Linked DNA regions of Homo sapiens: region 2 is linked to region 1. Evidence: chromatin loops called from intact Hi-C (ENCODE). Cell type or tissue: endothelial cell of umbilical vein. All regions are shown on one strand. Links, peaks and the distances in the headings refer to the core of each region. The heading gives the core; the rest is flanking DNA.

Region 1 (15,565 bases), core at 2,299-10,298:
GTTTTCTACATAACCACAATACCACCTAACAATAATTTGCTTCAGTCTAATGCCTTTTCCATATTCAAATTTCCCTAAAATGTCTTTGGTAGATGGATCATACACTGGTCCTTGTATCTCTTTTTTTTTTTTTTTTTGAGATGGAATTTTGCTCTTGTTGCCCAAACTGGAGTGCAGTGGCACAATCTGGGCCAACTGCAACCTCCACCTCCCGAGTTCAAGCGATTCTCTTGCCTCAGCCTCCTGAGTAGCTGGGATTACAGGCACACACCACCATGCCCGGCTAACTTTTGTATTTTTAGTAGAGACGGGGTTTTGCCATGTTGGGCAGGCTGGTCTTGAACTCCTGACCTCAAGTGATCCACCCCCCCTCGGCCTCCCAAAGTGCTGGTATTGAGCCACCATGCCCGGGCAGTCCTTGTATCTCTTAAGTATCTTATAATCTAGAAAGTCCCCAACCTTATGTTTTTTTGTTTGGGGGTCTCGCTCTGTCGCCTAGGCTGGGGTGCAGTGGCATGATCTCAGCTCACTGCAACCTCCGCCTCCTGGGTTCAAGCAATTCTCCTGCCTCAGCCTCCTGAGTAGCTGGGATTACAGGCACACATCACCATGTCCGACTAATTTTTTTGTATTTTAGTAGAGACAGGATTTCACCATGTTGCCCAGGCTGATCTTGAACTCCTGAACTCAGGCAATCCACTCACCTGACACTCTGGGCCTCCCAGAGTGTTAGGATGATAGATGTAAGCCACCATGCCCAGCCACGCCTGGCTAGTTTTTGTATTTGTAGTAGGGAAGGGGTTCCACCATGTTGGCCAGGCTGGTCTTGAACTGCTGACCTCAGGTGATCTGCCTGCCTCAGCCTCCCAAAGTGCTGGGATTACAGGCGTGAGCCACCGTGCCTGGCCTATTTTTTTTTTTTTTAAGATGGAGTCTCCCTCCTGTTGCCTAGGCTGGAGTGCAATGGCTTGGTCTTGGCTCACTGCAACCTCTGCCTCCTGGGTTCAAGCGATTCTCCTGCCTTAGCCTCCCAAGTGGCTGGGATTACAGGCAGCTGCCACCATGCCCAGCTAATTTTTGTACTTTTTAGTAGAGATGGGGTTTCACCATGTTGGCCAGGATGGTCTCGATTTCCTGACCTTGTGATCCGCCTGCCTCGGTCTCCTAAAGTGTTGGGATTACAGGCTGAGCCACCGTGCCTGGCTGTGGTGGGTCTTTAGAGTGCCCATTGCCTGAGCTGGTGTTGGAGAGGCAGCACACTGTGAAGTTATGAGCACAGACGCTGGCCCACAAGGCCTGATTTGAACCCCCAGCTCTGCCACTTAATAGTGACCTTGGGTAAGTTACCGAGAACTTCTCTGTGCCTCTGTGATCGCTCTGTAAAGTGGGATTTTCTTTTTTTTTCTTCTTCTTCTTTTTCTTTTATTGAGATGGAGTCTCACTCTGTTGCTCAGGCTGGAGGGCAGTGGCACAATCTCACTGCAACCTCCACCTCCCAGGTTCAAAGGATTCTCCTGCCTCAGTCTCCTGAGTAGCTGGGATTACAGATGTGCACCACCATGCCTAGCTAATTTTTGTATTTTTAGTAGAGACGGCGTTTAGCCATGTTGGCCAGGCTGGTGATTCACCCGCCTCGGCCTCCCAAAGTGCTGGGATTGCAGGTGTGAACCACCATGCCCAGCCTAAAGTGGGATTGTTGAGAGGTAATATGTAAGTTTAGAACAGTATCTGGCACCTGGCAAGTCCTCCAATGATTGTAATCACGATTACTATTTTAGCGAGGTTCACACAAAGTTGGTGCATGGCAGCCTTCTAGCAAGATGTGTTTCAGTACCTCCCTGTTGTGTTATAAACATTCCCACCTTATTGCTGGTGTCTTTCCTGATGTAAATCCCATGGTTTCATGTCCTGTCCTACTACTGTTCCTGTATAGCTTAAATTTCCCCTTGTTAGACCAAGTGAAGGGACTGTGGAATTGGAAGACTCAAAAGTCATATGGTTACACTGTTGTTAACAAGCAGTGTACATTCTAGTAAGGGGCAGTAGGAAGAAAAAGCCTTAGTACAAGGCCGTGTGTGATGAGATTGTGACTTCCTCTAAGGTAGGACTATCCACAATCATAAAAACTGTTACCAACGTGTTTTGGGAGCTCACAGTGTGCCAGGTACGAGACTTTACAATCTTCACAAAGATACTGAAGTAGGTATTAGTAGTCCCATTTTCCAGAAGAGGTATCTGAGGTTCAGTGAAGTTAAACACTTGTCCTAGGTCACATGGTAAGCAAGTAATTTTTCTTTCTTTTCTTTTTTTGAAACAGGGTCTTGCCCCGTCACCCAGGCTGGAGTGCAGTGGTGTGATCTCAGCTCACTGCTATCTCTGCCTTCTGGGCTCAAGCGATCCTCCCGCCTCAGCCTCCCGAGTATCTGGGACCACAGGCACACGCCACCACGCTCTGCTAATTTTTGTATTTTTTGGTAGAGACGGGTTTTGCCATGTTGCGCAGGCTGGCCTCAAACTCCTGAGCTCAAGCAATCTGCCCGCCTTGGACTCCCACAGTGCTGGGATTACAGGCATGAGCCACCCGGCCCGGCATTTATTTGGGATTACAGGAGTGAGCCACCATGCCCAGCATTTATTTATTTATTTATTTATTTATTTTTGAGGCAAGGCCTCACTTTTTCGACCAGCCTGGAGCGCTGTGGCGTGATCTCGGCTCACCACAGCCTGCCCACTCTTGCTCAAGTGATCCTCCCTCCTCGGCCACCGGAGTAGCTGGGACCACAGGCGCGCACCGCCATCCCCATCCCCGGCTAATTTTTGTTTGTTTGAGACGGAGTCTGTCGCTCAGGCTGGAGTGCAGTGGCGCCATCACCGCTCACTGCACCCTAGAAGGCCCGGGCTCAAGTGATCCCCTCACCTCGGCCTCCAGGGTAACTGGAAGTAAAGGCACGCGCCACCACGCCCGGCTAACTTTTGTATTTTTTAGTGGAGACGCGGTTTCGCCATGTTGCCCAGGCTGGTCTCAAACTCCTGAGCTAAAGCAATCCGCCCGCCTAGACCTCCCAAAGTGCTGAGATTGCAGGTGTGAGCCACCGCGCCCAGCGGAGCAAGTAATTTCAACTTGGTTCTGCTTGCTTCCAAATCTCCTAAAACACTACTTTGGACCAGAGGGGGTAAAAAGGACATGGCCCCAGAAGCCAGCGAGAGAAAAAGGGGGAATTTATCAGAAGGACACAGGGTCCGGGCGTCTGGGACAGGCGGCCTCCCCAACTCCCTCGGCCGGCGGAACAGGGTAGTGGGAGACCCGGCTCCACACTCCCAGTTCGGCGCCCGCGGAATCCAGCCGGGTGCACGTGGCCAGCACAGCCTCTGGGCCCTGCCGCACTCAGGTCGGGCTTCCGCTCCCGGCCACACGCGGGCCGCATTCCTGGGAGAACGCCTCCTATTGGTCCGTTCGGTCAGGTGGCTGCCACGGGCCAATCAGCGGCGGCTGGTGCCGTGGGCCGCGCGAAGGGCTCTGCGGCGGTGGAGCCTCAGAAAAGATCATCTTTGTACGTTGGGTTGCGCCGGCAAAGGGCAGCCAATTCCTATTAACTTTCAGCGTGTCCCAGATCTTGCTAGCGACCCCACTGGCCCTTTGTGCCTGTTTATCTGAATTCACCACCAGCCCTGCCGCAGCGCTTAGAAAACGAGACAGAGAACAACTGGGCCGGCCCTCCTCGTGGGCTTTGAGTCCCGCCCTATTGCTTCCATGGGTTTTTGTGTCCCTTTCTCCTCTCTCGCCTCTGGAGCGCCAACCCTTTCCTGTCTTCTTGCTCCTTCCCGGCAGCCCACAAACGGCCGAGAAAAATGTCAACTACCCTGCAACCAGGCTCTGCTTCTCCTTCCCTCCACTGTCCTGTCCCCTCTTCCTCATCTTCCTCCTGATCCCACTGCACCCTGGCTTCAGATCACCAGTAGTGCCGCTGTAGCCAAATCCGGTGACGTTTCACCATCTTTGCTGCTTTACTCTGAGAAGCATTTGACTCTTTACCCTACTTGAACCAACCAGGTTTCCAGGCCATCCCACTCCTACCTGATCCCTCCTAATTCTCACAAACCCTTCTCTATGCCTCCATGTCATGGGCATGTCTCCCCTTTTCCCTGCCTGACAAACAAAGGTGTCGCAGTGCCCCATCCCAGGCCCATTTGCTTATTATTCACCCAGTTTCCACGAGGGATCGTCATCCACTCAGCACGTGCATTCCCTAGATGCCAGCAATGCTGGGGCCTCAATCTAGCCTAGATTTGTCCCACAGCCCCAAATTCACTACCTGGGAATCTCACAGACAACTCAGGCTCAACATAAGCCATTCATTCAATAAATATGTATTAAGCTGTGTGCTTATTTATAGTAAATATCTATATCTTTATATACAGACATATTTTTTTCAGTTGAAGTCTCGCTCTGTCGCTCAGGCTGGAGTGCAGTGGCGCGAAATCGGCTCACTGCAACCTGCGCCTCCCGGTTTCAAGCGATTCTCCTGCCTCAGCATCCCGAGTAGCTGGGATTACAGGCGCACGCCACCATGCCCGGCTAATTTTTGTATTTTTTAAGTAGAGACGGGGGTTTCACCATGTTGGCCAGGCTGGTCTCGGACTCCTGACCTTGTGATCCGCCTACCTCGGCCTCCCAAAGTGTTGGGATTACAGGCGTGAGCCACCGTGCCTGGCCTTTTTTTTTTTTTTTTTTTTAAGACAAATTCTCGATCTATCGCCCAGGCTGGAGGGCAGTGACCTGATCTCGGCTCACTGCAACCTCCACCTCCCGGGTTCAAGCAATTCTCCTGCCTCAGCGCCCCTAGTAGCTGGAATTACAGATGTGCGCCACCACACCCCACTAATTTTTGTATTTTTAGTAGAGATGGGGTTTCACCATGTTGGCCAGGCTGGTCTCGAACTCTTGACCTCAAGTGATCCGCCCGCTTTGGCCTCCCAAAGTGTTGGGGTTACAGGTATGAGCCACCACGTCCGGCCAACATTAGGTGTTTTTTGTTTTGTTTTGCTTTTTTAAGAAAGTCACTCCATCGCCCAGGCTGGAGTGCAGTGGCGCCATCTTGGCTCACTGCAACCTCCGCCTCCCAGGTTCAAGCGATTCTCCTGTCTCAGCCTCCCTAGTAGCTAGCTGGGATTACAGGTGTGTGCCACCATGCCTGGATAATCTTTTTGTATTTTTAGTAGAGATGGGGTTTCGCCATGTTTGCCAGTCTGGTCTCAAACTCCAGATTTCATGTGATCCGCCCGCCTCAGCCTCTCAAAGTGCTGGGATTGCAGGTGTGAGCCACCTCGCCCAGCACACAAGTTACCATTAATAAATATTTCTTTATTGCTGCATGCAAGAGCTTGTAGTGCTGTCTATTGTGACAAGCACACAGTGTGTACTTCATTACTCTGTACTGAATGCATGCAGAAAGGATGTCCGGCATAGTACACGGCACAGAGGAAGTCCTCCATCAAAGTTAGCTCTCTTCCTCTTTAGAAGCTAGGAGGGCCGGGGAATTCAGTCTTGGGAGCCTTGGCTGGGATGGGGGAGGGAAACTGTGGGAACACCGAGGCGTCGTCCCTCAGACAAGCTCTTCCCCAGCGATAGGAACTATCCCAGCGCCTCACCCACAGTGCAAAAGCTACATAAGTGACCTAAACTTCAGAAGTAGAAAGCAAAAGTGAAAGTCTTTGCCCTTGTCCACTCCCAGGGCAGACCTCTGATCTGTCAGCTCAGCAAAGGCAGCACTGCCCAGTGATGGGGGCGGGAGGCTGAACCAGGACTGATGGCCTAGGACAGGCAGCTGCTGCAGCTGTCCTGGGAGACGCACAGACCAGGGTTCAAAACTTGGTTGGAGGCCGCACGTGGTGGCTCACACCTGTAATCCCAGCACTTTGGGAGGCCGAGGCCAGCGGATCTTTTGAGGCCAGGAGTTCAAGACCAGCCTGGCCAAGATGGCAAAACCCCGTCTCTACTAAAAATACAAAAGTTAGCTGGGCATGGTGGTGCGTGCCTGTAATCTCAGCTACTACTCACTAAGCTGAGGCAGGAGAATTGCATGAACCCCAGAGGCAGAGGTTGCAGTGATCTGAGATTGCACCACTGTGCTCCAGCCTGGGTGACAGAGCAAGACTCTTATCTCACACACAAAAACAAAAACAAAATAACAAAACCTGGTTGGGTGATCTTCGGGGTATGAATTGACTTCTGTGAGTCATCATTTTCACCTATAGGCAGGGGATATGAATGGACTAAAGGAGACTCCTTAGATCTCTCCCTAAATCTCCCTCCATCTCTTAGAGGCATCTAGAAAACATTGGTGTTTGGCTTTTGCTTTGGCTGAAAGGGAGGGAGAAGCAGAGGGCTCATGGTGCACTGTCGCCACCGTGTGACTAGCTGGGGAATTGCATGGGGAAGGTTCTCAGGCCCAGGAAAACGTTATCTGGACTGTGGAGTTTGTTGTTGTTGTTTTTTGAGACAAGGTCTATCTCTGTTGCACAGGCTGGAGTGCAGTGGCGCGATCTCGGCTCCACTGCAACCTCCGCCTCCCGGGTTCAAGCGATTCTCGTGCCTCAGCCTCCCGAGTAGCTGGGACCACAGGCGCCTGGCTATGGAGTGCAATGAAGACTGAGATGGGCCCCTGCTGCCAGCATCCTCTTCCACTGCCTACAGTGCTGTCATCTCTGGGGGAGTGAGCAGCCTACCCCTGGGCTTAGGGTACTGGTGGTGCCTTCTCTGGCTCTAGAACTTTTGTTGACTTCTCAGTGTGGCATTCAAGGCTCCTCACAGCTGGCGCCCTGAACACCTGCTCTGTACTTGGAACTCAGAGTGACTTAGCCCAGACCTTCCCCAAGCCATTCTCCCTACTTTATCCTCCCTTCTTGGTCCTCCTGGAGCTCCTTTTGTTTTCTCCCTGACTGAAATGAAGCGCATTTCCCCGGTGAGCATGTTCAGTTCCCGAGATAGTATTCATGGAAAAAGCAACCATTGATGAGTGCCTGCTGTGTGCCCGGTGCTGTGCTGGAGCCTTGTGGGGATTCATTCTACCTACTCTTCACAAACCTCACTGGGCCAATTACTACGATTGTCCCCGTTTTGCAGAAGAGTACAATGAGGCAGGGAAAGGTAAAGCTGTCCACCCAAAGTCATGTAGTCACTGGATGTGACAGAGTCCTGCCTGTAACTGTTAGGCTGCCTAGTATGGTGGGGAGGGCAGACAGACCCAGGTTCAAATCCCCTCCCTACTGCTCTCAGCTTATTTCCCAGCTGTGAGGCTAAGCTTCCTCCTCTGTAGAATGGGAGGGCAGCTCCCACAGGCCATAGGGGCTGGCTCAGAGAGGCAGGCAGCATGTGGGTGCCTAACACGAGGGTATAAGAGGTATGCATGTGGGGTGGGGCTATCAGAGGAGGCAGCCAGGGCCGGTGTGGAGCACACCAGGGTACGCTAGAGTCCCCTCAGGGAGGTCAGGCAGAGGAATTAGGCTGGCACCTTGCAGGGCTGCCCCTGTCTAGCCCAGAAAGACTGGAGACAGGACTGGGAGCCCCAGCTCAGGACCCAGCCAGCAGGAAGTGGGGGGCTCAAGGATCCAAGCCCCCACCATCTCTCTCCTATGCAGCCCCCACCTGTTGCCCCCAAACCCACTTTTGCCTTGTCAGTGCCTTTTGCACTTGGCAACCTTACGTGGGCCCTTCCAAACACATATCTGACCATGTCTGCTGCTACTGAAAACCTTGACCTTCCACTGTTCACCAGGGACTCAACCCATCACCCAGGACCATGGTACCTGTTGCCACAGCCCTGCCAACCCCGTCACCCTCTCAGGCCTTTGGCCCTCTTCCAACCCCTTGAAGCATCTTGGGCCTTCGCGCATGCTGTTCCCATGGCTTGAGATGCTCATCCTCCCTGCTTAATGTGGAGGTGCTAGAAGCTCTCTTCCAGGGAGGTGGGGAATTGGAACCCCGAAAGAGGAGGAGGAGTTTGGAAAACCAGAAGCGGGGAGACTGTTCTAGGAAGAGAGGGCAGGTGCAAAGGTCCTGTGCACTGGGGAAGGCACTGAAACTAATGAGAACAAGATGCTGTGCCTGAGGCCAAGGCCAGATCATGAAGGTCTCCTATTAAGCGTATTATGGAGCTTGGACCAACGCCTGAGGATGGGGAAGGGTTTGAGCAGGGGCAATTATGGTTTTGTCCATCAGCGATTCCCTTGAGTAAGGTGGAGAGTGGCTTATCAGCATCGTTCTGAAAAACACAGTGCCTAGAGCCAGGGTCTAGGAATCACCCGATCACCACCAGCCAGGGTCCTTCAGGAATCACCCGATCACCACCAGCAGGGGAAGACTCGGGGTCCCCAGCTCAGGCTTGCACCATGCACCAGGCTGGAGTATGCACTTCCTGTGGCTGCCAGCAGGTGGCAACAACGCCCCACCATGTCCCCTCCAACTCTTCCTTCTACCTGGAGACCCCTCACAGGGCAGACAGACCAGAGAGAAAAAAAGAGATGGAGGAGGAAAGGAGAGGACGAGGCCAAGGGATGGACGTGGAAGGGGCTGGGAAGAGTTGGGGTGAAAGGCACAAGGATAGTGAAATTGGGATGCTGCTGGCTTCCTGTTGTTTGTTTCACGGTCAGGCACAGTGTGTTGGTCTGGCGACATTTTCATCATCATCTGCCCTGTCCACCCCCTTGTGGTCCCTCCTCAGGCCCCTGAAACACACTGATGCCACCTGTTCACTCAACTTTCTGTCCTTTCCCATCTCCAGGTTCTCCATCACCTCCTTCACCCTCCCACCCCCCATCAGCCAGTCCCCTTTTATTATTATTTATTTATTTATTTTCTGGGTTTTTTTTGAGACAGAGTCTCGCTCTGTCACCCAGGCTGGAGTGCAGTGGTGCGATCTTGGCTCACTGCAACCTCCGCCTCCCAGGTTCAAGCAATTCTCTGCCTCAGTCTCCCAAGTAGCTGGGACTACAGGCGCCCGCCACCACGCCCAGCTAATTTTTTGTATTTTTAGTAGAGACGGGGTTTCACCATCTTGGCCAGGCTGGTCTTGAGCTCCTGACCTTGTGATCCCCCGCCTCAGTCTCCCAAAGTGCTGGGATTACAGGTGTGAGCCACTGCGCCCAGCCCCCTTTTATTTTTATTTTTATTTTGTTTTTGAGAGGGAGTCTTGCTCTGTCATCCAGGCTGGAGTGCAGTGGCATGATCTCGGCTCACTGCAACCTCCACCTCCTGGGCTCAAGCGATTCTCCTGCCTCAGCCTCCCGAGTAGCTGGGCTACCTAGTAGCCCACCCACACCCAGCTAATTTTTGTATTTTTAGTAGAGACAGGGTTTCACTGTGTTGGCCAGGCTCATCTCAAACTCCTGACCTCAGGTGATCTGCCCGCCTCAGCCTCCCAAAGTGCTGGGATTACAGGCATGAACCACTGTGCCCGGCCTCCCTTTTATTTATTTATTTATTTATTTATTTATTTATTTATTTATTTCAGACAGGAGCTTGCTCTGTGTTCCAGGCTGGAGTGCAGAGACTCAATATCGTAGCTCACTGCAACCTACTGGGCCAGATCCTGAAGGCCTCCTCTGCGTGTTAAGGAGCTTGGACTATTCCAAGCAGAGACTGTTCTCTCTGTAAGAGTGATCCTACCACCTCAGCCTCCCAAGTAGCTGGGACTACAGGCACGTGTTCTCGCACTCGGCTAATTGTTTTATTTTTTTTGTAGAGACAGGGTCTCACTGTGTTGCCCAGACTGGTCCTGAACTCCTGGCCTCAAGTCATTCTCCCGCCTCAGCCTCCCAAAATGCTGGGATTTCAGGCGTGAAATGCCATGCCTGGCCTAGCAAATCCTCTTATTCTGCATCTGGCCTTCCACTTTTCTCTATCCCCTTGGCCAAGCTGGGAGCCTCAGAATGTAGCTGTGCAGAGGCGCTGCTGGCCCCAGACCAGAGAGTGGGAGACAGCGTGGATGGTCACTCTGTGGATGCTCTGGGGCTCTTACTTCTGTCTTCTTGGGAGGCCACACATGTACTTTGGGGGGCTGTTCCGGTTCCCGGCTCTGAGTCTAGCCAGGCGCTGCAACAATCCCCTCCACTGCCTGCCCATCTGCACCAGCCCCTTGCTTTCCTGTCTTGTCACTTGCCTTAGGATAAACCCACAGCCTACGAGGCCCCCTGGGTTTGGCCTCATCTGGCACCGTGTTCCCCCTCACTCTTGTGCTCTGTCCACGGAGCTGGATCGGATGCCCTCACCTTCGCCCTGCACCTGCCTGCCTCCAGACCTTTGCAGAGACCATTCTGTCTGCCTGGAATGCATTTCCTCCCACTCTTCACAAGGCCAAGGCTCTCCTCCTTCAACTCAAACATCATTCCCTCAGGGAACCCTTCCCGGAGCCGGAGCCGGAGCCGGAGCCGGCCAGGATCAGTCCCCACCGTCAGCACTCACAGCTGCAGGCTGTTGACCTTCAGAGCTCTGCGTTTCATTACAGTCAGCATTTTCCTGGGTGTTTGTTGAATATCTGTCTCCATTTGTAGATACGAAACTCCTCAGGGCAGGGGCCAGGTCTGTCTTCACTGGGTATACCCAGTGACTAGAAGAGTACCTGGCCTATGGTAGGTGCCCAGTAAACATTTCTTGATTTACTGAGCCTTTCAATTCCCAACACTCCACAACTCCACACCCCTGCACGCCTTCCTCTATCTGGTCAGTGCTCAGTGCTTCGTTCTTTTTTTTTTTTCTTCTAATACAGAGTTTTGCTCTTGTTGCCCAGGCTGGAGTGCAATGGCACAATCTCAGCTCACTGCAACCTCTGCCTCCCGGGTTCCAGCAATTCTCCTGCCTCAGCCTCCGGAGTAGCTGGGATTACAGGCGCGTGCCACCACGCCCGGCTAATTTTTGTATTTTTAGTAGAGACAGGGTTTCACCATGTTGGCCAAAATGGTTTTGATCTCCTGATCTCGAGATCCATCCGCCTCGGCCTCCCAAAGTGCTGGGATTACAGGCGTGAGACACTACGCCAGGCCTCATTCTCCATTCTTATCACCCTGCCCCCCAGACAGTCGTGCTAATAGTTTTGTGTGTGCGTTCTTGGAAAATGTGTGTTTTCCGTGTCATCATTTCGTGCAAGTGGCTTTGTGCTTTAGATCTCATTCCATTTCTTCCTCTTGCCTCTCAGCACGAGATTTCTAAGTCCCCCATGTGGCTCTGTGTCCACCGGGTCCTCCACACATTCTGCTGATCCGCCTTCCAGTGAGGAACCCCAGGCTGGATCCAACCCCTCCTCCTGCCTTCCCCACACGGTCACATGGGAGGATCTCTGTGTGTTGTGTGTGTGTGTGTGTGTGTGTGTGTGTGTGTGTGTGTGTGTTTGGGGGCAGTTATATGTTCAGGGCAACATTTCCAGGTCATAGGGCATGTGTGTATATACTTAGCTGAATGCTCCTAGACTTCGCTGGGACAGCTTCAGCCCCCAGTCCAGGAGAGCCTCTCGTCTCCTTGCCAGCACCTGGAGTTCTCCAGCTTTTTTTTTTTTTTTTTTTTGAGACGGAGTCTCTCTCTGTCACCCAGGCTGGAGTGCAGTGGGACGATCTCAGCTCACTGCAAGCTCCGCCTCCTGGGTTCACGCCATTCTCCTGCCTCAGCCTCCTGAGTAGCTGAGATTACAGGTGTGCACCACCATGCCTGGTTAATTTTTGTATTTTTAGTAGAGACGGGGTTTCACCCTACTGGTCAGGCTGGTCTTGAACTCCTGACCTCGTGATCTGCCCTCCTTGGCCTCCCAAAATGCTGGGATTACAGGCTTGAGTCACCATGCCTGGCTAATTTTTGTACTTTTAGTGGAGACGGGGTTTCACCATGTTGCCCAGGCTGGTCTCGAAATCCTGACCTCAGGTGATCTGCCTGCCTTGGCATCCCAAAGTGCTGGGATTACAGGTGTGAGCCACCATGCCCGGCCTTTTTTTTTTTTTTTTTTTTTTTTTTTTTTTAAATACCGAGTTTTGCTCGTGTTGCCCAGGCTGGAGTGCAATGGTGCAATCTCAGCTCACTGCAACCTCTGCCTCCTGAGTTCAAGCGATTCTCCTGCCTCAGCCTCCCGAGTAGCTGGGACTACAGGCGCCCGCCACCGCGCCCGGCTAATTTTTTGTATTTTTAGTAGAGATGGGGTTTCACTGTCAGCCAGGATGGTCTCGATCTCCTGACCTCGCGATATGCCCGCCTCGGCCTCCCAAAGTGCCGGGATTACAGGTGTGAGCCACCGCGCCCGGCCCATTCTCTGACTTTCTCACTTGCCAGTCTGGTAGGTAGGAAGTGAGAGCACACCTAAGATTATTCTCGAGTCTCCAGATCTCCTCCAGTGCTTCTTAGCCTCTGGGTCTCCTCCTCAGTCAATTACCTGGTTGCACACTGTCCTTATTTGTGTTTCGAGGTGCCCGTCTTCTTTCGGAGTTGCAGGAGTTCCTTAGATATTGGTCCCTTGTCTCCCATGTTGTCCCCCACACAGTATTGGGGAATCCTGGTTTATAAGCAGACACCCCCAGCCTGGAGGTCCCTCAAGGGCAGTAACAGTCCCGAGCTGTCCCTGCGACTCCATCCTGACATCAGGGCTGGGCCACCGGGTCAGAGGATGAGAAGGGGTTGCCGGACCCCCTACAGACACTCTGGGGCTCATGGTTGCAGTCCCCTCAGGAGGCAACATGGATATTTTGGGAGCATTGTCTCAGGTCCTGAGAGTTTTTTGGAGCCTCTCTGAGATCAGCTCAGCAGCCTGGGATTTGAATTCTGAATTTGGGAAATTTATTCAACATGTCTTTTTTCCATGAACGTCTATGGAGCACGGACTATTAGGCAGACACCATTGTAGACATTGGCGGCGCAGCCCTTGGCTTCTCAGAGCTCACCTTTTGGTGGGAGCCAGTAAAGAGTGAACAAATAAGATCATCGCAAAGAAAACAAACGTCTAAAATATGGAATAACAGAGAGAGGACTTTGGCCAGGGTGATCAGGGGAGGCCAATCTTAGGAGCTGACTTTTATTCTGAGAGCCAGAAGAGCCAGGTGAAGATAGTGGCCAGTGCAAATGCCCTGGGGTGCTAGTGGGCTTGGGACAAGGGAGACACAGAAAGGTCATGGGGCTGGAGGCTAGACAGGGGAGGGGCGAGTAAGGAGCTTGGCAGTGGTCAGGGACCCATTCAGGCTGTGTCAGGTGGTTCTCTATTTGGGCTTGGGCTGCTGTGTGACGTGGGCAGCAGGATGGTTTGGCCTGAATGTGACTGCCTAGGAGGGTACTGGGCCCTGGAGTTTGTGAACTGGCTCTGGGGTGGCCGAAGCTTTGGGCCAGGCAGCTCTGGCAACTGTTCTGTACCCAGAGGGAATACTTTTCTTCCTTAATGTTTTTTTCTTTTCATTTTTCTCTCTCTCTTTTTTTTTTTTTTTTGAGATGGAGTCTGATCTGTCACCCAGGCTGGAGTGCAGTGGCGCGATCTCGGCTCACTGCAAGCTCCGCCTCCCGGGTTCACACCATTCTCCTGCCTCAGCCTCCTGAGTAGCTGGGACTACAGGCGCCCGCCACCACGCCCGGCTAATTTTTTGTATTTTTAGTAGAGACAGCGTTTCACCGTGTTAGCCAGGATGGTCTCGATCTCCTGACCTCGTGATCCACCCACCTCGGCCTCCCAAAGTGCTGGGATTACAGGCGTGAGCCACCGCGCCCAGCCTTTTTTTTTTTGAGACGGAGTCTCTCGCTCTGTCACCAGGCTGGAGTGCAGTGGCGTAATCTCAGCTCACTGCAATCTCCGCCTCCTGGGTTCAAGCGATTCTCCTGCCTCAGCCTCCTGAGTAGCTGGGATTACAGGCACGTGCCACCACACTCAGGTAAGTTTTGTATTTTTAGTATAGACAGGGTTTCACCATGTTGGCCAAGATGGTCTTGATCTCCTAACCTCGTGATCCTCCCGCCTTGGCCTCCCAAAGTGCTGGGATTACAGGTGTGAGTCACTGTGCCCAGCCTCTTTTCATTTCTCTTTTTGGAAACATTTTTCCTCTTTGTGATAGGTAATACATGTACCAGGTACAAAAATCAAAGGAAACAAAGGCATATACAGTGTAAGGTCCTTTCCTGCCCTCACCCCAGCCACCTACTTCCCCTCCTGGGAAGGGAACCAACTATTGTGCCTGCTTGCCATCCCCAAGCGGTTGCATTCCTGCAAACTCAGGTTCACAGTTCACACCGATGCAGGCGCACGCCACACACTGCCCGTGCCTCGAATTTTCCACTTAGCAGTGTAAGGCGGAGACAGTTCCCAATGAGTCCACTTAGGAGTCCTGAAGGGTTCCAGGGGGGCCTGGAGGCTCCAGAACTACAAGGAGCCCACAGCATGTGCCTTGGGCCGGTGGTGAGGTCAATAGGGCCATGTCAGGCTGCGCCCCCGAGTACCAGCGCGAGAACGTGAGGCTGGCACTGGGGGCCCCGGAAAGGGCTGGCGCTGTGGAATGTGAGCAGTGGCAGGGATGGAGAGGATGTGGGGAAAGCTGGGTGAGTTCAGCTGTTGGCGATTTCACGCCCCCTCCTCAACCACTTCTCAGGGACGGGCCCCAGCCGTGGGGCCCAGGTGCCGACGAAGGTCAAATTTCGATAGCAAGAGAGTAAAAAGGATATTTCCTCCAGAGGGAAGCACTCTCCCCGCAGTGGGAGCTGCAGCTGCCCCACACTCATCCTCCAGGATTAGGCCAAATCCCACAGCAGGCGGAGGGGTGGGGGGTCCCCAGTTAGGGCCCGGGGAATGTGGGAAGGGGTGGGCAGTACGGGGTGGACTGTACACACCTGACTGTGCCTGGACCTGGGAATGGGTCTCCTTCTTCCCTTCATTCAGCAAACACTTTGCTGCACCCCAGTTCTACCAGGCGTTGACCTGGGTGGGGATTTTGCGGGGAGGAGCAAGACTGGTAACAGCTGAACTGGATTGAGGGCCACACAGCATGCGATGGGGGCCGTGCAAGGAGACCCAGGAAATGATGGCGGTTTCTGCTGGGGAGGGAGACAGTGAGAGCAGGGGGTGGGGGGAGTTGCTTTTCAGTGAAAACCTTTCTGTACCATTGGAATTGCTTTTTAATTGTTGAAACTAGGTACATTTATTGACTTCTTTAAAACTGTGGTTCTCGGCCAGGCAAGGTGGCTCATGCCTGTGATCCCAGCACTTTAGGAGGCCGAGGCGGGTGGATCACCTGAGGTCAGGAGTTTGAGACCAGCCTGGCCAACATGGTGAAACCCCATCTCTACTAAAAATACAAAATTTAGCCAGACATGGTGGCACACACCTGTAATCCCAGCTACTTGGGAGGCTGAGGCAGGAGAATCGCTTGAAACCAGGAGGCAGAGGTTTCAGTGAGCTGAGATTGCGCCACTGCACTCCAGCCTGGGCAACAGAGTGAGACTCTGTCTCAAAACAAAACAAAACTAAAGCCGAGGCAGGCAGATTACTTGAGGTCAGGAGTTCGAGACCAGCCTGGCCAACACAGTGGAGCCCTGTCTTTACTAAAAATTCAAAAATTAGCT
Region 2 (8,000 bases), core at 1-8,000, 160 kb before region 1:
CTGGGAGGATAATTTGAGCCCAGGAGTTTAAGTCCAGCCTGGGCAACATGGTTAGACCTCACCTCCACAAAAAATACAAAAATTAGCCAGGCGTGGTGATGCGAGCCTGTAGTCCCTGCTACTCAGGAGGCTGAGATGGGAGGATCACTTGAGCCTGGAAGTTGAAGGTTGCAGTGAGCGGAGATGGCACCAGTGCGCTCCAGTTTGGGCGACAGAGTGAGACCCTCTCTCAAAAAATAAATAAAATAAAATATAATATCATCAGAGACAAACTAGTTTCAGTTCCTTTGTCACACATCTCTAGAGCCCTTTATACTTTCACACTGGGAGATGATTTGTTCAATATTTCTCTCCCTCCGAAATGTAAATTTTATGAAAGTATAGGCCATATCTCTCGTCTTGGTTAGTGCATCCCCAGCACAATACCTGGCACATACAGTAAATATAAAAATAACTACTTAGCAAATGACTAAACGCCAACCCATATACACTACATTTCCTGGAAACCAATAAAATTCTTCAGAAAATGTAACCAGAATAAGGCTTATTTTATTAAAAAAAAAAAAAAGACTATACAATATTATTTATTTATTAGAAACTTAGAGATCCTGCCAAGTTTTAAGTTGAAGACATGACTGCATTTTCATCCAATAAGGCTTAACCTTCTTATCCTTCATGTTTCATGAAGCCAGACCTGTTTTTTCCTCACTAAAAATGTTTTATTAGTAGGTGGATCAATGTCTCTGTATCATGTGCTCACTGTCATCTCTCTTAATTACCAGCTGTAGGATATTCACAAAAAAGCAAACAAAGCCATAGCATCTCTATGAATGTCCCATTTTTTCCAACCTCCTACACAGTGACCATGATCAATACAAAGGACTTGGGAGATCAAAACCATCCATTCGTAAGCCTCTAAACGGTAGAAGGATATGGCAAGACACAACAATAAGGTTAATTATTAACTGTGTTATTTTCTTCTATGATGAATTTTCTAATGTCAAGGATCAATGATATCAAGCAACTGCAAAGAGGAGAAAGTATATGGTAATTTAGCTTTTTCTAACCTTTTTAATATCTGTTTTTGTCCGTAGACCCCAACCCCGCTGTAATGTGCGGAAAATTTCAACCTCTGGATATTGGCGCTTGGAAAAGCACTGGTTTTGACAGCGCCCTCCGGCAGGACACACTGTGGGGTGGCACTCATAGAGCAGCATGCGGTTGATGCATTCAGAGTCTATCCCACAGGGGTTCTCATCAGTAGCTTTACAGTTGCAACGGGGTATTTCAGATAAGTCTGCAGTGAAGATCTGTACCCTGCCAATAGGACGGTTTACCTGGAAAAGTAACACAAAGTACACCGCATAAAACAAGTCAGCAGAAGACAATTCACGTCCTGAAAAAGGCAAACTTTTTTTCCTTGAAGTTGCAGCCACATTTCCCATGATTTTGAACTATCAACACTTAGTTTCATATAAAAACAGAGCCTCACTTGACATACAAAATATGAACTCCACAAGAATTGCTTGAACCCAGGAGGCGGAGGTTGCAGTGAGACAAGATTTCACCACTGCACTCCAGCCTGGCCGATATGTTGAGATTCCATCTCAAAAAAATAAAATACGAGCCAGGTACGGTGGCTCACGCCTGTAATCCCAGCACTTTGGGAGGCCGAGGCAGGTGGATTACGAGGTCAGGAGATTGAGACCATCCTGGCTAACACGGTGAAACCCCGTCTCTACTAAAAATACAAAAAATTAGACAGGTGTGGTGGTGGGCGCCTGTAGTCCCAGCTACTTGGGAGGCTGAGCTTGCAGTGAGCCTAGGTCGTGCCACTGCACTCCAGCCTGGGCAACAGAGTGAGACTCGGTCTCTCGGTCACAAAAAATAAAATAAAATAAAATAAAATAAAATAAAATAAAATAAAATAAAATAAAATATGAACTTTAAAAATTTTTTTGAAATTCATTTTAAAAAATAATTTCAGCCGCGCCTGGTGGCTCACACCTGTAATCCCAGCACTTTGGGAGGCCGAGGCAGGTGGATCACGAGGTCAGGAAATCAAGACCATCCTGGCTAACACGGTGAAACCCCGTCTCTACTCAAAATACAAAAAAATTAGCCAGGCGTGGTGGCGGGCACCTGTAGTCCCAGCTACTCAGGAGGCTGAGGCAGGAGAATGGTGTGAAACTGGGAGGCAGCGGAGCTTGCAGAGATCGCGTGACTGCACTCCAGCCTGGGTGACAGGGCGAGACTCCGTCTCAAAAAAAAAAAAAAAAAAAAAAAAAAAATTTTCAAAGCTGATAAGCCAGGTGAACTATAAACTAGGTTTCTGCTATTGCCACATGTTGGTGTCACATTTGCTGCTACAAAAAAATAGGCATTATTCTTCCTTCCTTTTTTTGAGAGGGAGTCTAGCTCTGTTGCCCAGGCTGCAGTGCAGTGGCGGGATCTTGGCTGACTGCAACCTCTGCCTCCTGGGTTCTAGCCATTCTACTGCCTCAGCCTCCCAGGTAGCTGGGACTATAGGCACACACCACCAAGCCCGGCTAATTTTTGTATTTTTAGGAAAGATGGAGTTTCACTATGTTGGCCAGGCTGGTCTCGATCTCCTGACCTTGTGATCTCCTGACCTCAGGTGATCTGCCCGCCTCGGTCTCTGAAAGTGCTGGGATTATAGGTGTGAGCCACCACACCTGGCAAAAGCACTGTTCTTAAGTGGCAAATAAATGGCATGAAATCATCTGTGTGTAATTTGAGTTCCTCTATGCTTCCTGCATCAGCCTCACAAGTAGTTGGGACTACAGGCAGGTATCACCACACCCAGCTTATAATTTAAAATCTTTTAAAAGGACTATAGCAATGTCACTCATGGATTAATTTAGAAGTGGTGCTAGTGCTCAAAAACACAGTGAAAGTTTGGTGAGTTAAAACATGAAGGTCAAACAGTTATTGTGACACCAAAGCCATTAATGTAGAGGTTTTAACAAATACTAGCAACAATAAGGAAAGACAATAGATGTTCCAGTACAATAATGGATTTGTGCATGAGAATGTATCTCCCCTCATTTCATATTATTTCAGTGGGAACAGTCAAATTTAGTCTTCTAAGACACAAACCGCACAAAAAATTTTGACTGTTCAGGAACTGTGTGATTTTGAATAAATTACTTGCAAGACTATTGTAAGAATAAGAAATATATGTATAGTACAGCACCTAGCTGCCTCTTAAACATGGTAGACATATTAAATTCTTTCTTCCTTTCTTATATAATGCCCTTATGATTGTTTCTCTCATATCAAATATTCTAGATTACTCATTCCAGTACACCTAAAATCACTTACTTAAAAGTCATTTCTGTCCTCTAAATTTTCAAATGCTTTCATTTCTTGCATTTTATTATTTGCCCACTCCCCTTTAATATTATGAAATCTACAATCTGGATATATGCTGCCATCAAACCATTTTTCTATCAACATTTAACAGGAGGAGGCCAGGTGCAGTGGCTCACATCTGTAATCCCAGCACTTTCGGAGGCTGAGACTGGAGGATTGTTTGAGCCCAGAAGTTCAAGACCAGACCAGGCAACACAATGAAACCCTATGTCTACAAAAAAATTATAAAGCTTAGCCGGGCATGGTGGCAAGTGCTTGAGGTTCCAGCTACTCAGGAAGCTGCAGTGGGAGGATCGTATAGACCTGCAAGACACTCCAGCAAGATGCTGTCCGTGGGGAAAATGGATGTAGGTCTCACTGCCAGATCTGTTCCTAGATTCATCAAAACACTGGTAAGGTTTGGAAACTTCTTGCTAATGGAGAAATATCCCCAACACATGCAACTGGAAGCCATAAGGCATAAGGCTTACAATGTCTAAGGCAAATTCTAAGGGGACAGACAACAACAGCTAATCTCAGTCACCCAAGACTACAAGTCCTGAATAGGGCATTTGAACATTCACTTCTGATTCGAAATATTTTTACTTGAACCCTTCCCAAATACACATAAAGGTTCATGCTACTTCTTTTCTCTCTACAAATATATATTTGTTTTTGTTTTGAGACAGGGTCTTACTCTGTCCCCCAGACTGGAGTGCAGTAGTGCAATCACAGCTCACTGCAGCGTTGACTTTCCAGGCTCAGGTGATTCAGGTAGCTGGGACAACAGGCACCCCAAATTTTTTTTTTTCTTTGTATTTTTTGTAGAGACTGGGTTTTGCTATGTTGCCCAGGCTGGAAAATATATGTTTTAATCATTGTTTCTTATCAACTGATCTAACCTGTTATTAATCCAAAAATAAGTTTTGTACTTATCACATCGTAAACCAAAAGCAAACCAAAACAAATCCCACATGGTTAAGAACAAAGACATGGATATGTAATTCTAAGTAAATCTCACTATAGATCAGGAGTTAAGTAACTTTTTCTGTAAAGGGTCAGAAAGTAAACACTTCAGGCTTTGCAGGCCATAGATCTCCACATGTAGCTCGACTCTGCCACTGTAATATAAAAGCAGCCATATGTAATATGTAAATGAAGAAGCATGCCTGTATTCCAATAAAATTTTCTGGATACTGATTGAAAGTTGAATTTCATATCATCTTTATGTGTCACAAAATCTCTTTTTTGCCAATCACTAAAAAATACAAAAACAACCTGTAGTTCAAGAGTATTACAAGAATAGGCAGTAGACCACATTTGCCCATGAACCATAGTTTGCCAATGCCTGCTCTAGATCCTTTTCCTGGAAATGTTTATTAAAAAAAAAAAAAAAAATGGAGTAAAGAAGTTGGCCTCTAAGTTCTTGATGAGATCACTCACAGGAAACTGCTCTCTCAGTAGCTCAATATGGTTAATATGTTAACTCTAAAATGCCTACCTTGCTGTTATCTGACCCTCAGGACTATGTGAATAGAATTATTTTCCATTTCTGAGGCCTAACGACTATGTTCCAAGAATATATTTTCACATACATTGTGAGACTCATTTAGATCCAATTATAGGTTTTGAAATTCTTAATTTCAGAAGTTGTAATCATTTGTAAGGATTAACAGTTTATGACTTTTTTCGTTTTGTTCTTTTTTTAATCTAATCTTGGTATGGATATTTTATGACATTTAAAGTAACAATTTAAAGGCCAGGAGTGGCAGCTCATGCCTATAATCCCAGTAATTTGGGAGGCCAACGTGGGAAGACAACCTGAGGCCAGGAGATCGGCCTAGGCAACATAGTGAAATCATCATCTCTAATAAAGGGGGGGAGAAAAAAGCAAAAAAAACTGGGCCTGGCACAGTGGCTCACCGTGGGAGGCTCAACTTTGGGAGACCGAGGCGGGCAGATCACCTGAGGTCAGGAGTTCAAGACCAGCCTGGCTAACATGGTGAAACCCCATCTCTACTAAAAACACAAAAATTAGCCAGGTGTGGTGGCACAATGCCTGTAGTCCCAGCTACTCAGGAGGCTGAGGCAGGAGAGTGGGCTGAATCCAGGAGATGGAGGTTGCAGTGAGCTGAGACCACGCCACTGCACCCCAGCCTGGGCAACAGAGTGAGACTCTGTCTCAGGGGGAAAAAAAAAAAAAGACTTCAGAAGCAGTGTTTATGACTTTTATCCCTTTTTAGAGGTCTTCCAAAGTTCAAAAAGAAAATATACTTATTTAAAAGAATAAAATTCAGGCCAAGTGTCGTAGCTCACGCCTGTAATCCCAGTTCTTTGGGAGGTTGAGGTGGGTGGATTGCTTTGAGCTGAGGAGTTCAGGACCAGCCTGGGCAACATGGTGAAACCCCAACTCTACAAAAAATACCAAAATTAGCCAGGCGTTGGTGGCTCATGTCTGTAATCCCAGCTACTTAGGAGACTGAGGCAGGAGGCAGGAGAATCACTTGCGCCCACGAAGCGGAGGTTGCAGTGAGCCAAAATTGCAGCAATGCACTCTAGCCTGGGTCACAGAGGGAGACCCTGTCTCAAAGGAACAAACAAAGAACAAAACTGATTCTGTCTTGTAAATACCATGTAAGTCCATCAGACTAAATCTAAGACACGGTATGGAATTTTAGTGTTCTTACTTTTCCTCTATCTTGTAACAACTTACTAATTCATCATTACACATTATTACTAACTCATCAATAATTCACAACTATGCTAAAGAAGACAGAAATAATAAGAAAAGGGAGGCCGGGCGCAGTGGCTCACGCCTGTAATCCCAGCACTTTGGGAGGCTAAGGCAGGCCGATCACGAGGTCAGGAGATCGAGACCATCCTGGCTAACATGGTGAAACCCCATCTCTACTAAAAATACAAAAAATTAGCCCGGTGTGGTGGCGGGCGCCTGTAGTCCCAGCTACTCGGGAGGCTGAGGCAGGAGAATGGCTTGAACCCGGGAGGCAGAGCTTGCAGTGAGCCAAGATCGTGCCACTGCACTCCATCCTGGGCGACTCCATCTCAAAAAAAAAAAAAAAAAAAAAAAAAAGACAAGGGAAGCACAATGGAATCACATATAAGCACGATGAAATACTGAAACTGTCACACTTTAGATTTCTTACGGCATTACCCAAAGTACTGCATTGTCGTTTAAAAAAAGTATAAAAGACCGTCTACTACACCTGAGGAAAGGAGTTTAAAAATAAAAAAGCAAGTATAAAACACTGGAGACACGATCTTGAAGGTCTGATTTCGGTAGGGTTATCAGATTTAGCAAATAAAAATCCAAGTCATCTAGTTCAATCTGAATTTCTGACAAACAACGAAAGTTTTTCAGTTTAACTATGCTCGATCCAATATTTGAGACAAACTTAAACATACTAGATTCTCAAGATGGTGGTCAAATTAGTCTCCAAGTAGCATCTCAGATTATCAGTCTTTGGAAACACACAGCCGGGCGTGGTGGCTCATGCCTGTAATCCCAGCACTTTGGGAGGCTGTGGCGGGTGAATCACTTGAGGTCAGGAGTTCGAGACCAGCCTGGCCAACACGGCGAAACCCCGTCTCTACTAAAAATACAAAAATTAGCCGCATATAGTGGTGTGCGCCTGTAATCCCAGCTACTCGGGAGGCTGCGGCAGAAGACTTGCTTGAACCTGGGAGATGGATGTTGCAGTGAGCCAAGATTGCACCACTGCACTCCAGCCTAGGAGACAGGGGGAGACTCCATCTCAAAAACAAACAAACAAAAAAACAACACACACACACACACACACACACACACACAAAGGATAAGTGAACAAATAATGCATTTCTAAGAACAAAAAAGAAATAGGGTATTCTCATCCAGGAACAATGCCATCAAAGATGTTTTACAAGAACAACCTGGGTAATCTCCTTTTCTCAACAGGCCTAACAATATTCTTTCATGTTTTATGATATTTGAGCATCGCAACTAACTTATCTGATAAAAAGAGGTTTGTAAAAAGGATTTAGTAAATATTAGGTTGGTGCAAAAGTAATTGAGGTTTGCCATTAAAAGTAATGATAAAACTGCAATTATTTTAGCAACAACATAACACTAAAATTTCTAATACATTTGTTCTCCACTGTCTCTTTATTTTTATGTCTGTCAATTATTCATATAAATGACATAAAAATGTTTAAAATACAAAGGCTCCACTGGACCCAGATGATAATGGTGATGACTATTTCACTAGGTAGGTTAAAGGTTAGGTCCACCTAAAATCAATTCTCCTGACACTGGGAATCCTGGCAATGCGCTAGGAATGGTGTTCTGGTACTTGTTTCTTTTTTTCTTCTTTTTTTTGGAGACGGAGTCTTACTCTGTCGCCCAGGCTTGAGTGTAGTGGCACGATCTCGGCTCACTGCAACCTCTGCCTCCCGGGTTCAAGCAATTCTCCAGCCTCAGCCTCCCAAGTAGCTGGAATTACAGGCACCTGCCTGGCCAGGCTGGTCTCAAACTCCTGACTTCAGGTGATCCGCCCGCCTCGGCCTCCCAAAGTGCTGGGATTACAAGCGTGAGCCACCGTGCCCGGCTATTTCTGATCTTCTTTTAAGCT

Evidence for each region. Hi-C counts contacts between places; a loop is a spot of excess contacts. Peaks named below come from ENCODE experiments on the same cell type or tissue, not always from the same donor. Only the 100,000 strongest peaks of a DNase experiment are listed, where the experiment ranks them.
Region 2: a loop joins it to region 1, with 13 times the contacts of the local background. A loop is called at or near these places in 8 of 110 quality-filtered maps.

The regions. Positions count from the first base shown.
Region 1 is chr5:177,104,904-177,120,468 of GRCh38, reverse strand. No RefSeq gene overlaps it. Among named protein-coding and RNA genes, the nearest start is that of NSD1, 21 kb to the left of the region's middle. RefSeq lists an enhancer at 9,736-10,235. In endothelial cell of umbilical vein, for the core only: CTCF peaks have their summits at 6,411 and 8,426 (motif pointing right); DNase peaks (open chromatin) are centred at 3,458, 6,378 and 8,458.
Region 2 is chr5:177,273,902-177,281,901 of GRCh38, reverse strand. NSD1 (nuclear receptor binding SET domain protein 1) reads right to left here. Exons shown (of 23, transcript NM_022455.5): 18 at 1,068-1,337. Among named protein-coding and RNA genes, the nearest start is that of RAB24, 26 kb to the left of the region's middle. In endothelial cell of umbilical vein, for the core only: no CTCF peak of the experiment used is centred there; a DNase peak (open chromatin) is centred at 4,861.